Regions from separate parts of the Homo sapiens genome. Here regions 1 and 3 are each linked to region 2. Evidence: chromatin contacts called from ENCODE Hi-C or POLR2A ChIA-PET data. All regions are on one chromosome and are shown on one strand. Each heading gives the region's core, a stretch centred on a gene start or an enhancer-like site at or near the end of the contact. The rest is flanking DNA. Distances are from core to core; before and after follow the strand shown.

What was found. Hi-C counts contacts between places; a loop is a spot of excess contacts on that map. ChIA-PET counts read pairs that join two places held with the same protein, here RNA polymerase II (POLR2A). Pooled maps may share reads with other maps.
Region 1: a map of chondrocyte shows a loop between it and region 2 (2.3-fold over the local background). The contact joins two enhancer-like sites. A Hi-C loop is called at or near these places in 1 of 168 maps with a recorded cell type or tissue (chondrocyte) and 1 of 50 pooled maps. POLR2A ChIA-PET finds 5 or more read pairs at or near these places in 2 of 52 experiments (CD8-positive, alpha-beta T cell and activated CD4-positive, alpha-beta T cell).
Region 3: a loop to region 2 is called in a map of sigmoid colon, with 2.2 times the contacts of the local background. The contact joins two enhancer-like sites. A Hi-C loop is called at or near these places in 2 of 168 maps with a recorded cell type or tissue (IMR-90 and sigmoid colon) and 1 of 50 pooled maps. POLR2A ChIA-PET finds 5 or more read pairs at or near these places in 1 of 52 experiments (OCI-LY7).

Annotation. Positions count from the first base shown.
Region 1 is chr3:70,981,446-70,986,307 of GRCh38, forward strand. All of the region lies in intron 14 of FOXP1 (forkhead box P1), which reads right to left. Among named protein-coding and RNA genes, the nearest start is that of FOXP1-AS1, 310 kb to the right of the region's middle. RefSeq lists an enhancer at 3,793-4,834. Within about 2 kb of position 1,471, at least 23 of the 41 ENCODE cell types and tissues checked have a DNase peak (open chromatin) inside an H3K27ac peak, as active enhancers do.
Region 2 is chr3:71,655,112-71,660,006 of GRCh38, forward strand. It overlaps a transcript of EIF4E3 not described here. Among named protein-coding and RNA genes, the nearest start is that of EIF4E3, 68 kb to the right of the region's middle. Within about 2 kb of position 3,145, at least 15 of the 41 ENCODE cell types and tissues checked have a DNase peak (open chromatin) inside an H3K27ac peak, as active enhancers do.
Region 3 is chr3:71,131,776-71,136,856 of GRCh38, forward strand. All of the region lies in intron 6 of FOXP1 (forkhead box P1), which reads right to left. Among named protein-coding and RNA genes, the nearest start is that of FOXP1-AS1, 160 kb to the right of the region's middle. Within about 2 kb of position 3,761, at least 2 of the 41 ENCODE cell types and tissues checked have a DNase peak (open chromatin) inside an H3K27ac peak, as active enhancers do.

The DNA of each region.
Region 1 (4,862 bases), core at 221-2,720, 680 kb before region 2:
CAGATAAAAATGTATTGTAAGGACTCTAATTAGGAGACGCGGATGGAGGTGATCTAATGATTAAATGCTGCATTCGACTGACCCCACCATCAATGTGCAGTGGTGCAAGATGTCACTGGAATATTTTGTAGAAACAGTAATTTTATTTCGAGGAGGGGAGGCAGTAATATTTGTAATGATGGCTATGAGGTAAACTAATTAAAAGACAGTTCCTAGAGGAAGAGGGTGGCTGAGAGCAGCTGTGGCCATTCCAAAACCAAGTGCCAAGTCTCAATAGAGGAGCTGCAGTCAAGTGGAAAATTTCTGCCTGACCTCTGCCCTTGCTATTAATTTGCAGGAAAACTAATGACACATATACATATTCCCACAAAATTGTTCTAATTGCTAATTTGCCAAAGGAGCCCAGATTCCAAATTAAACATGACTAGCCCGTGAGGGAAGGAAGAAGAAAAAGCTGTACACTCCAAACACAGGGTGCTTTGCCACACAAAATCATTTGAAGGCTGAACCAACAAGTTAATGAAATGTCAACCTTGTCAACTGGTACAGAAGTTTCTTAACTTTTAAACTTCTGTTTGATGATCACATGCTTGTCTGGAGGAGAAACCATCTTCGAAAGGGAAGGTTGAGAGAGAAAGAATGGAGAAGAAAGACTCAAAGCAGGCTCTGTGTTCAAACCAAACCTGCTCTCTTAATTAAGGCCTCTTTGAAAAAAGAGTGCCCCCCCAAAAAAAATTAATTACAGACTTAGAACAGAAGAGCAAATGGGGAATGGTGTGTGTTTTTGCTGTAATCTTGAAATATTCATCTTAATTGTAAACTATTAAATCTTAATGTAATCATCAATTAGAAATGAAAGCATATGTGCTTTGTGTTTCTGATTGCAGTTCAGGTTTTAAAAGATAATTTTTTCTGGGGCATGGGGCAGGAAGGGAATGGACTGGGAGGGTTTCTTTTCCTGATGGAAAGCCTATTTTTCTTATTGTGTTCCTTTTCTATTTAAAAGAAGTTGCTATGTTTAGAAAAGTCAGTAACTCTGATATTTTCTACATGGCAAGTTTCCATCATGTGATGATTTCAGCAAAGATAATCTCTTTGAAACTCTGGCCAAAAGTTAAATTCTTATGTCATTTAAAATTGCTGTAGGGTTTTATTTTTTAAATTTATTTGTACTCTCAGGCATCAGCTTTTCTTTTAGCCATCGAAACTATTCAAACTTGGTTGGCTACCCACTATTCTGCTTAGTCCCTTTTTTTTTTTAATTAATTAATCTTTCTTTAGTTTTTAACAGTAATCTCCCCTCCTGTTTAAAGATGATGAGTCACTCACATTAAAAAAATAAACTGCTGATGTAAACCCCTGACAGAAACAGACTTGTAAGTATTCCCATAAGAACTCATTTTTATTTTTGTTTGTGCTCTTGCCTCACATGAAAACAGATTCTGAGAACAAAAGACAAACCTGAAACCCAAACACCAAGGGACACAACTGCGTAGTAGGGACTTTCGGGCTCACAGAACTTGTTTTTCTGCTCTTGTTTTACTGGCCTGAGCCAGCTCAAGTCCTGCTTTAACTGCATGGCAGTGTCATTTCTGGGCATGAATCACTGAGTTCAGAGACGGCCTTTCTGAGGCTGGAGGGACGTTACCAGGCCGTGCGGAGGGCAGGACAATGGGTGGCAGCCTTTGTTACAAGCCTTTCCTTTCCTTTCCTTTACCATCTCAGCCTGGCCCTGTTTTAGAGAAGCGAACTCGTGGAAGGTTATGACTTACTTAGAAGGTGGTGGTACTGGCAGGGATACTAAAAGCAAAAACAAAAAAATTCTAGTTGAAAGGTTGGTGGGGGTGGGGCACTTAATGAAAAACAGTATATAAAACAGCTTTTGTGTATTGTGCCTAAGAATCCCTTTTTATGACTGCTTAATATTATTTCTCCAACTCTAAAGCAAGGACCCAGGCAGCCCAAATGATCCTTGAAGAGTTAAAAGACCCTTTCTTTTCGGGGGGGCACTTTGTTTTTATAGGAGCTAAAAACTCTTTCAAAACAGTCCTAATGGCTATGGTTAGAGGAAAAGAAAATGTATAAAAATGAAAATCTAATACTATATTTCATTACAAATATCCAAGTTCCTGTAAGTGCTTTATAAGATTTTCGTCAAGAAGAATATACCACCTACACTGTAATTACGTGCCCACCAAATCTAAAAGAATGTGGTTTCTCCAGGAGCAGAAGTTGTTCTCTGATGTGCAGGAATACCCTAAAGCAAAGCGTTCTTCTCATGTACTCAGTATTATAAAATACGATTTACAGTGTTTTCCTGACATAATGACAGAGTGTGAAAAGTCTTTTTAAGAAATCCGTAGTAATTTAATAAAGTCATCATATCACAGACATGTTTCTTTTTGTTTTTGTTTTGTCCTCTTAGTTTTTCACTCCCTCCCCCAAATGAAGTATCTTGGCAAATTCTCCACAGAGTAAGCACGGAGAAATTAACCTCCAAGCAAGACATTTGGGTGTTTACTTTGAGAATGTTTACTGAGTCTGGAACAAAAGAATATCAATCATTTTCATTAGGGCAGTTTACTATTGTTTGTTTTTGCTTTTCTTTCCATAGAAAAGAATAGAATCTTTTAAAATAACAAGAAATGTGGCCATTCTAAATGTAAGAACTGCTTTTCGGCTCTATGTACCTGAGAGCTAGAGCTTAGGGCTGCTCTGGTCAACTTACACATACTACATACGTCCACGCAGGGTCCAGTCTTTATAAAATTAAAAGTTTGAAAAGCTTGTCTTAACTGATGTTGGCTATTCCTTTTCTTCCTCTACACTGATACTCACCAATCAGAGGGACCGATCTGGGCACCCACTCTTAACCTAAGGAAAGGTTCACAAGGCTGACCTCTTACCATTTCTTCCTGCTCATCTTGTAGGTTTCAGCTTAGACATCATTTCTCCCAGCAATCTCCCCTGACTTTACCATTCTGGGTCAGCTGTTCTACTTACAGGTAGTGCAATTCACGGAAAGTGAGACTGTGTGAGTATGTATGTAGTTTATCTGTTATTTCTTTTACCAGACTCTGAACACCTCCATGGCAGGGATGGGCCTTGCTCATGTGACTGACTACTTGTCACGTATGTCACATGCTCAAGAAATATTTGTTGATGGAATAGTTTGATTTTAAATGCAGAAATTCCCTTTCCATAACCAACCTGCACCTTGAGTCTTTGGTTTTGTTCTGAAAGGAAGATTTTACTTAGGTTTAAAGAGATGTGATAGCAAGCAGGAAGAAAGGCCGTCGAAGGAGTCTGAGGGATGGGAAGCCCGTGAGCTCCTGCCCCAGTTCACCCATAAGCTTTCTTCCTCAGATCCATGTCCAAAAACTTGGGCACCTTCCCGAGATGAGCGTATCCTCTAACTATCCAAATCTGATGAGTCCCACAATAAGATCCAGAAAATGCGTCTATGAGCTGATGTAAAAACAATCTAAGAACGTTTTAGCAGTTTCTTTGATGCAATGAAATGAGGACTGGTTGGATGATTGGATACAGCAAATGACACTTAACACCCAAATGGCATTTAGTGAAAAGCAACATTTACAGCAAAGCATTCTATCACTTAGTGACTAAGAATTTTAAAATAAACACGAGGTTTCTTCTACACAGAAATGGAAAAAAGAAAAAGCTTCATGAACTTACTGGCAAGGTTGTAACATGAAAGTCCCCATCTATGGTTAGATTTGAATCCTGGTGACTGCCTGTTTCAAATTAAAGATTCTAGAAGGATACTCATTCAAACAAACGCCATGCATTCTATTATTTAGGGCGGAATAAATTAATTACAGACTGCAGGGAATATTTTGCACATGAGAATCAGTCACCAGATAGCTCTGGGCCCTTAAAGTTGAAAGCATCAAGGGTTTGCTGTATGTGTGTGCCCTTTTTTTTTTCTTTTTGGCAAAGAAGTGAAAATTTATGCAAAACATTACACGTCTACCTTTTATAATTAATTTCCCAATGCCTCACCTATACATATTTTAATAATTCCTGATTTATAAGATGGTATCTTTAATAAAATTTTCTATTTTCCAATAAATGAAAAGAAGGCAGGTTCACTCCGACAACAGAGTGTCACACAATATCTGCTTGTCAGGCACCAATTTTTACTTCTTACATGTAAGTTAAAGGATAAGGAATTTATAATGCTGCCTGTGAAGGGAACCACTTTTCATACACAAATGTGATCTTTTTTTTTTTCAAAGGGTAATACAACAGTACATTTACATAAACTAATCCAAACAATCTATGTATTTGACAATGGCAAACCTCACACAGACGGCCTATTGTTGGTTTACATCTTGGAGTTCTTTATATTGGCTTGTAGCGCTGCTCTAGCTGTCAAAGGTTTGACTTGGACTCTAAATAAATGGTTATAGAAGTGCTGTGCAGCGATATTGGACTTCTTTGCAAAAGAAAACCTGCTGTGTATGAATTCAAAAGCTATTAATTTTTCAGTCAAAAATATTCGTGCCGATTTCTTCTAATAAAGAAATACTGTGCTGAGCTACTAAGAGATAATGTTGACTAGTGGTAGAGAATTTTCAATAGAGCAGTTAAAAATAAATTTAGTAGGAGGTCCCCTTCAAAGTTACAATTTTCTAGAAAGTAAAACATTTTTTTTTAATACTAATCAAGACAAACCTTCCATCCCTGTTCACTTCCCCCCATGCTTTTCCCTGTTTACCAGCTGCTTAACACTGGTCCACGTGAAGAATCCCAATGGTCCTTTTGTGGCCCACAGGGGCTTACACACATGGTGCTCTCTGCCAACACCCAGCCCGGTCACTCGCCAAGCGCCCTACGGG
Region 2 (4,895 bases), core at 1,895-4,394:
AAAAACCAGAAGCAAGGAGCATCTACTATAATCACAATTATCCTACGATCTTCATGCCTCGCAGGATTACTATCCTTCCAAGCTTTGGGCCTAGTGTCTTGTGTGAACAGAGAACCAGATGGGAGTTTTGGGGGCTAAAATGGATCCACCAATTATTTATAGATTCGGACTAAAAATCATGTGAACCGCCTTCTGTGGAGTTCCATCTTCCGAGAACAGACTTGAAATAGACATAGTTGTGGAAAGTCTCGGAATCATTTAGAATAATCCTGAACATGGTATTGCAAGTAGGGAATGGTAGAGTGAAGTCTAAAGAATGTTAAAAGCCCCTTCAAAAAGAAGGGCAGAGTTTTAGAACAATCTTTCGGAGAGCTCTAGAATCAGACCACGTGGTTCAATTTTATATCCTGTTGGTCTTAGTAGCATTGACCCTAGACATTTTTTTTTTTTCCTGCTGAAAAAACCTTTAAAGTTTGACATGACTGCTTTGCATAGCTAAGTGTGACCAGCTTTGGAGAAGAAGAAAATTGTTCTTACTGCCTTGCATACGATAGACAATCAACATTTATTGAAAGGATGAAAATAAAAACAGACCTTTTATCATGCAAAGTATATGACTACGTATAGTATGATAAAGTTTCCTTAAGCTCTGTATTTTATTTTTTTAACTTTTACATATATATATATATATATATATATATATATATTTTTTTTTTTTTTTTTTTTTTTTTTTTTTTTTTCTGAAGCAGTGGGAGTGGGGAGGCAACATTTCTTAAATAATTCCTTTGTGCTAGCTACCATACTAAATACCTTTTTTTTTTTTTTGAGACAGGGTCTAGATCTGCTGCCCAGGATGGAGTGCAGTAGCATGATCACAGCTCACTGCAGCCGCAGCCTCAACCTTCCAGGCTCAAGCGATCCTCCCAGCTCAGCCCCCCAAGCACCTGGGATAACAGGCACGCGCCAGCAAGCCCGACTAATTTTTGTATTTTTAGTAGAGACCGGGTTTCACCATATTGCCCAGGCTGGTCTCAAACTCCTTGGCCTCCCAAAGTGCTGGGATTACAGGTGTGAGCCACGGTACCCGGCCTAAATATTTTAACCTATGTTGCTTCATTTCAACCTCACAACAACCAAAAATCTTTTACATTTTACTGTGGAATAATCACCTGGTTATTATTATTATTATTATTATTATTATTATTATTATTATTATTATTATTTTTTAGACAGAGTCTTCCTCAGTTGCCCAGGCTGGAGTGCAGTGGCGCGATCTCCGCTCACTGCAAGCTCCGCCTCCCGAGTTCACGCCATTCTCCTGCCTCAGCCTCCTGAGTAGCTGGGACTACAGGCGCCCGCCACCACGCCCGGCTAATTTTTTTCTTGTATTTTTAGTAGAGACGGGGTTTCACTGTGTTAGCCAGGATGGTCTCCATCTCCTGACCTCATGATCCACCCACTTCGGCCTCCCAAAGTGCTGGGATTACAGGCGTGAGCCACCGCGCCCGGCCAATCACCTGGTTATTATTGGTTGAGAAAGGTTACCAGCTTGTCCAGGGTCACCCAGCCAACTAGAGCCCAAGCCCCAGCTACCCCTTAGATGCTGCTGGGTCCACTGTGATTCCGATTAAGAAATGCTGCCTTCCTTGTTACTCATTTATCTCAATACCAAGATGGAGGGAATGTTTTGAGAATGGCTGAGGCCATGAGCATTTTTCAGGGATGGTTACATTTTCGTAGCCAAAATACCATTTAAAGGAATCAGAAAAAAAGCTTTGCCTTCACATTTTTAAAAATTTCTTTTCTTTTTCTTTTTCTTTTTTGAGACAGAGTCTTGCTCTGTCACCCAGGCTGGAGTGCAGTGGTGTAATCTCAGCTCACTGTAGCCTCGACCTCCTGGGCTCAGGTGATCCACCCACCTCAGCCTCGTGGGTAGCTGGGACTACTCAGCTATAGGCGCACACCATCACACTTGGCTAATTTTTATATTTTTTATAGAGACAAGGTCTCACCATGTTGCCTAAGCTGTTCTTGAACTCCCGGGCTCAAGCCATCCTCCCACCTTGGCCTCCCAAAGTGCTGGGATTACAGGTATGAGCAACTGCACCCAGCCTTAAATTTCTTAAATAACTCTCTTCAGTCTCCTGGAAAGCATGGCCAAGGGTCAGATGCTTAGTTCCAAGCTGCTCTCCACAGGCTCTCCTGTTAACGGACTCATTTGGTCTACACGCTACCTAAAATGCTTAAAAGGAAAATTTAGAAATGAACTTAATATTTGGTGACATCCATACATGAGTTATAATGCTAATTCTAAAATAAGCTATTTATACTGATTTACTTTTCACTGATATCCATTTAAATATACATAATATCCCTAAACATACAGGAAATTAATAACTTTAATTAGCATGTATTCTCTACTTGGAAAAAATCTTCATTCATTTTGCCACTCTATTGAGCTTGCTTGGAATCAAAACAAACTTTCTCATTTTCCTGATTGCCTTTAATTCTCAGGAAACTCAGACTTTCCCAGCTAAAAGAAAACCCTGGTATTACAGGGTACCCCCCCACCACATACCCACACACAGAGGTGTTAACTGGGCCAGGCATAAAGATCTTGAAAACTGATACAATTCCAGGCTCTCTGCTCCATGTGGTTTGAATGTCAGTTGAAAGAAATCAATTTTCTAAAAATTACAATAAAGCATGCATTGAGTTATCAATGTTCACTTTCTATGGGGTCATTTTCAAGTTAATCACCTAAAATTTTTAAAGTCCCCGCTTTATGATGCTCAGAAAGCTGCAAAGGCGGAAACATATCTCTCCTCTTAGTTTCACATCCTCTTGTGTCCCCATTTTTTTCCCACTGTCATGCCATGGAGTGTCGTGGGATTGTGAGTGTGTTTGTGTGTTCTCTGCTTATTCTTTGTACTTCGATTGAACACCACCTTAGATCATCGTTGACAAGAGAGTAAAGGTTATCATTAGCATGTTGAATAATGGATGGGGTCCATTGTATTTTCTTGTTTAGGAAAATAAATCATCCTGAAAACTTGTATTATGTTCTATGTGAAATGGAAGCACATCAGCACTTGTTATGTTTTCCTCTCCTGAGTCGGTTTGGCAGGGCGCCTGAGGCTGGAAAGAACAGCCAGGGGTTGCCAAGCAAGGGCTGGCTTGATTCCGTGCCCGTTCCTCTAGGGGATGTAAACATCCTGCCCTGGAATACTTCACCAACCTGCAGCTAGAAAACTACTGTGTACAACCGGGCAACTGGGAGAATTGGAAACTGTGAGTCACAGCACCCACAAGGCCCTGCTGGGTAACGAGGAGGTCAGGTGTTGAAGCTTCCTCCGCCCCACCCCAGCCCCCAGAATGAGGATGGCACTCAATTCAGCAGAGAGACATACAGGAATCAAGTGTAGGGGAAGGGCAAAGGAGTCTAGGATTTCCTGAGGACCTACCATCCACATGCCAGATACTGTTGGGCACCTTCATGCACATTCACTCGTGTCAAATGGAGCAGGACTGCTCAGCGGTTAAGGCTACAGGTGTCTAGAGTGAGACACACCTGAGACCCACCACTCACTGATTGGGCCGTCTTGGGCAATTTGCTTAATCTCTCTAATTCTCAATATATGATCAGCCAAATGGAGATGGACCAGTTAAAATACTGAAATCCCTTCACATCACAAGGGTAGGAGCAGTTGCCCTGAGTCCTGAGAGCACACACACTCCCACTGCACTGGTGGAACAAGCTCGTTCCTGGAAACCCCCCAGTGATGCAGGAGAGTAAGGGAGACTCAAGCCCGAAAGAGCCTTGAAGGCCTGTCTAGAGGCAAGGGCTGGTTTGCTGTCATTGACTGTTACCCACATCACACCAGTCGCTAGCCAGCTTTACAGGGCTGTCATAGCCACAGAGGTGGGGTCTACAAAGACTATCATGTGACAGGCCTGAAATACATGATAATAATAGTTATGCCCATTATATAGACAGGGAAAGCTAGGCTAAACGAGGTTAAACAACAGGGCTAAAGCCATGTATGGAACCAAGATATGAATCAAGGCGAGTTGGACTCGCAAGCTTGCGCCTCTCAACCCTGATGTATGATTGGAGAATCATAAGTGCCCATTTAATGACAGCATAAAGGAGCTTCCCTCCTAGAAAGAGCCATGGCATCAAGTGGATTTCAGATGTCCATGCTCATCTAAATGTCGCTCTTGAGGATTCGTGTAAAAGGCAGGCATGGACCCAGTTGCTACATGTTTTAATTATGGCATCAGACTTATTACATGGAAACTGCTTTTCTCAAATCTGAATAGAACATACTGGTCTCAGCCATGGCATCAACTGTGACAGGGGCACAGATCGTCTTCTTGACAGGATGTGATTCTTATGTTTGGGCACTCTGAATGGGCCATGAGTTGAGCCTCTGTTGTTCTGTGTGAACTCTGAGGATAGGGGTGGAAGGAGAAAGCGTGTCAAGATCTAATTCCATATTGAGAATAACATTATTACTTTAAAACTTTTATCAGGGTAGAATACTGCCAGGATATATTAAAAACAATAAAGGTTCACCAATTAGAAATGTAATTCTCACACTGTGGTCACAACACAGTTCCTATACCCACAGTCTTCTGATTCCACATCCTGCTTCTCCATCAGGTATTAATATTTGAGTACGAGATAGTCACCTGGGGGCAGGAGGGTGCTTTCATGAGAACAGAACATAAGGCAGTTAAGTTTTGTTAAGAAAGCGGGGAAGAGGCAGGTACATTACTGGGAGGAGGCCAAAGTGTAGATTATTCTAGAAGTAATCTAGGACTTTGCTATTCAGCCTGTGGTTCACAGACCAACAGCATGGGTGTTGCCTGGGAGCCTGACAGATGTCAGA
Region 3 (5,081 bases), core at 2,511-5,010, 520 kb before region 2:
CATGTCGCCTGAGTATTACAATAGCAGAAATCAAGAGACATATTAGGTGGAACTGATCAGCCACAAAAACAGTTCAAAAGGCAGATCATAGAAACAGAAGACTAGGCTGGGGGAAAAAATGGGAAAGATCTGGTTTACTGCCTCATCTCCCTTCTGAGTCTCACAGTGCTTCCACGCCTGCCTTCTCCACTTTGGGGAGGGGTGGAGTATCCAATGCAAATGTTCCTCTCTAACTCAGCTGGTCCAGTTAGAGACCAGGAAATGATTTCCTAGCAATCCCTTTTCAAGGGGCAGGAGAAAAAGGCAGACTCTTACCTTGCTCAGTGTCCAAAATCCTGCATTTTATTAGCATCCCCTGCAGCTGCTCTGCGTTGCAGTATCAAAAGGCACACAGCCTGGGCGCCATGAAAGTGGGCGGTCAGGAAAACCATCTCTCAACAGAAGAGCTATAAGTAGTTCGAGATGGGGCTAGAGAGCTCTAAGCAGTCCAGTTCCCTAAAATGGCTAGTTATGGAATGAACACAAATGTTCCAGCCTCAGTCACACAAATAGATGTGTTCTGTCCTACAGATATGTAACTGCTTAACACCTAGTAGCTTTTAAGCCAACTAGGGCAGTTCTGTAAAGGAATTATCACAACTTTCTCAGAGACATGCAATTAAAAAAAATAAAGCCTCTTATTTTCAATAAAGTCAGTGCATACAATCAAATAGTAATTCTCCCAACAATTTTGTTCTTAAAGCTGTTTGTTAACAAACACTGAATGTGAACAGGCAGCATCAGGTTAAAGGGCAACAGAATTCCACATTATAATTTAGCCTGCGGTTATTCCTGATTGCAAGCACCCTCTGGGACTGCAAAGCAAGATCTTCTTTTGCAGCACGCTTGGATTTTTAAAATTAGTGCCCCTCTTTTTTTGCATAATAAACCAACATTAAAATATGGATTAAAAAATGTACAAACCAATTTTTAAAAGCTGTAATCAGTTTAGCATTTGCCTTGTGCAAACGAGTCCTGGGTAACTAAGTTACAAATGCAAAAAACAACACAAACAAACAAAGCCAAAGCCCTACTGGATCCTAAGAGTGTTTTTTCAAGACACCTCTGCCATGCCTATATAGCTATCAGATGTGCTAAAGTCGATGATTTTCCTTTGAACTGTACTAGTTCAATCTGTGAAAGTCGCCACAGTTGTTCTCTAACCATAAAAAAAAAAAAGCAAGCAAACATAGTTGCTTTCAACACTTACTCCAAACATCTCCCAACTAAATATTCCATGTTGTTGCAATTGTTAGATTTACAAAAAACACAGAAAGGTTTGCCGTGAAAAGCGAAATGCAAATTCCCTTATACATTATAAAATATGTTCTTCCTCTACAAAGAATGCTGCCACCACTGCTGTGATGCAAGCAGCAGCAACAGTCCATTTCTCATGGCCATTAGAAGTCTTTTTTAAAAAATCTGACACGTATAAAGACCTTCATTAGTATAATTAAATGACTGTTGGGTTTTTGTGATATAAACAACTTTTGATATGTCATTTAAAAACCTCATAATAACATCATTAAAGGGCCACCATTTTTAAAAGAGAAATTGTCTGCTCAGGGCCATGGAATAGTCGTCTCGCTCTGGGCCTCTTCCTCCTCTCCCTTTCAGACTTCTCCTGGACTTGAATGTCACCATAGACCTTGAATCCTTGAATGTGAAATGGCTTCACGCTAATTGCTGTAATTGCTTGAAGATGTGCAGGCAGGTGAAACCTGATCCCCGTGGCCATTGTAGAGACCAAGAACAACACGGAATGTTTACACAGTGGTTTGATTTTAATAGACAGAAGGGCTGAGTTTAAGACAGCAAAAACACAGCTAATAGGTGACCTCTTAATGTAGTCCTCCTCTAAATAAAAAAAAAAAGGACACACAACAAAATACAATTTCATGTTCTAAAAGGCAACATCCTAAATACCAAGGTTATTTGCTTGACTCTTGGAGTTGAGTACACGTTACATTGCACCTGACATTTTATACCCGAAAGTCTACCCCGAATATGTGTGTGTGTGATGTTTTTTTTTCACTTTAAAACAAAAAAACACTTTATATGTCAGTCACCTCACAAACAGATTATGACTCTATAGTATTTCCTAGTAAGTGCATTCATTTAAATTTTAAATTGAATATTTTTCACAGCTGTAATACTCCTTGTCCCTTAAACGGGAAGGCTTGGGTGTCTCCTTGTTTATTCCTTTGCCTATTCTGTCCCCACCCCCATTTATGGAATTCTTGACCCTTGTCCATTTCTTGATTGCAGCTGAAGTTGAGCCCAAACCCGCTCACACTGGTGCTTCAGACATTTGTCTAAAGGCTTTCAGTATCTTGTTTCTTTGTTGCTGTGTGGGACTGTGGTCTGCTTCTACCTAGACAGACTAAGGTGGCCGTTAGAGCAGCCAAAATAATTATTCAAAAACGGTGGCTATTCTCCTTGATATTTTTACAATTTCGAATGGACACCAAGGTTTAATGATGGCTCCCCAGGGCCCTCTCTTAACAGGGCACAAATGTAACCAAGGCTGGACAAGAAATACATGATAGCAAGGCCAAGAGAAAAATACAGCAGCACCTCCAAGGTATCATTAACAAAAGGAAACCCACAAAGATTAGGGGAAGTGTTAGATAGGTATTGAGATAGGTAGGTAGGTAGATAGACAGATAGCTCAAGGATCCAAATGTATAGGAGCATTTCATATATAGCCAAGGAAATACTGCCAAACAGAAAATGAAAATGAAACATATACTACAGTAGGAAAAAATACAGCGAAACAATGGAATTATTTTAAGGTTAAGCTGGGCAATTAAAGCCAAAGATACACCTTGTAAATGAGAACAGAGAAGCACGAAATAGCCCATACAGCTGGGAGTATTGTCTAACTGCTGCTCTGCCAAGTTATGCTGTATATTAACTTCTGATGATGAAATACAAAATGCAGCAGAAAGGGGGGAAAAGCCCTCTTAAAGCTATGAAAACTTTAACTATATAAGCTAAGTAATAAATATAGGCACTTCTTTTCCTGGACTATTTGTACCCCCCAACACTGAAAGACAAAATAATGAAACAAAAATAACTGCATAGAACTTCCCTTTGAATCACAGCCACCTCACATACATTTCTAGACAATCCTACCTTCTTCTAAAAGTTATAATCCCCGGCCAGGCACGGTGGCTCACGCCTGTAATCCCAGCACTTTGGGAGGCCGAGGTGGGCGGATCACGAGGTCAAAAGAGATCGAGACCATCCTGGCCAACACGGTGAAACCCCATCTCTACCAAAAATACAAAAATTAGCTGGGCGCGGTGATGCGTGCCTGTTGTCCCAGCTGCTCGGGAGGCTAAGGCAGGAGAATTGCTTGAACCCAGGAGGTGGAGGTTGCAGTGAGCCAAGATCGCACCACTGCACTTCAGCCCGGCAACAGTGAGCCTCCGTCTCAAAAAAAAAAAAAAAAAAAAAAAGTTATAATCCCCTATTAAGAAGAAATGTCCTTCCCTCTGAAAAAGGAGGGGGGACCAAAAGGAGGGGAGACCAATATCCATTTGTACATGTAAAGATTAAGTATAAACCAGTCCAAGCCAGTGAGAGGAACACAGAGGAAAAAAGTAAACAGGCCCCTACCCCCTACTCCCAAAATAGTTCCCCTTTGAAAGTTCTAAGCGGTGAGTGCCTGGTACCGAGGGCTGCCCTGTTCCTTGGAGGGGTCAGCAAAGCTATGCTAAACTGACAGGTTCAGTTTACAGCAGGCCAGAACTTTGTTTGGATATACTGGCCTTGTTCACCGCCAGCTTAACAACAGATGGCTAGAAAACTTTCATTATGTTGCACAGGACTGAACTGCAAACAACCCAGAAAACTGTGAAAAGTTTAACTCCCTCTGAACCAATGTGCCAAACCAGGGCCTGCCCAGAGCCAGTGAACCAGCTTAAGGCCAAGGGGACTGTGGAAGTGATGGTTAAAATAACACTGCCCAAGTCAAGTCAAAGCACCTTTCCAGGCTCCAAAACGGCAGCGACCCACCCAAATCTTTATTTAACTCTTCAAGGGCCAGGCCATATAAGGAGTTGCATCGACTATGCCTTCTTTACTTTTCCAAAATGTACTGTCAGACTTTCCCTCCCTTTGGAGAAAGAAAATCTTCCTTCAGACAGTTCCCAATCCCCAAGCTCCCGTTCTGCCTTTCCTTCTCCTGGAAGTTGGGAGCGCAGGACCAAATTGTCTCACCCTAACACCCAGAGTTAAATATGATTTATCTAAATCTGTTTATAATTTAAATATTCATTAAGTAGATTCAATCACATGAACCCTAATATCTCCTAATGCTCTGAGACAGGTTATAAATGCACCTTTGAAGGTTTAATTCAATTGGCAATCTGAGAAGTCTTATCACTGGAAATGTGTTATTTTCATATTATTCAAGAAATGAACAAATGTGTTTTCCACAAATGTATTTTAGAAGCTACCCTTTCCTGTTATTGAAAGAAAATTGTGTTTATTACTCCTTTAGCATAGTGTAAACTCATAAACGTCAACAGAGAGTACAAGGAAAACTGTCAACTAAATATTGTTTCCTTCATGAGCTGTTCTTCCAAGTCAATTACGCCTTTCAACTTCTGGGGCATTGTATGATAAACTGGCAGTAAAAATCATTCACATTAATATACCATGGTGCCTTGCCTGCAAAAGGTAATTAAAGAAGTAAATGACTCATAAGAATAGACATATTAGCTGCAAAATGAAAGGCAACTGAGCTGCCACATAAAAATATGTACCATTAAGATACTGCATTTTCATATTCCTGTAATCAGCTTCAGTAGACTAATGCTTATTTAATCCAGTTCTGTGCTAAGTCCATCAACAACTGTTTTTTGCTGTTTTCTCCTTGACTGAACATTATGAGAGCAGGTTTAGAATAAACACTGCAGTGAGATTTTTGCATACGCAATTGAAGAACAGGTTTTTACATTTTAAAATCTATTTTTCTTTCTCTGAGAAATACAACAAAAAAAAAAGATTACTGGTGGAAAAAAGTATATATG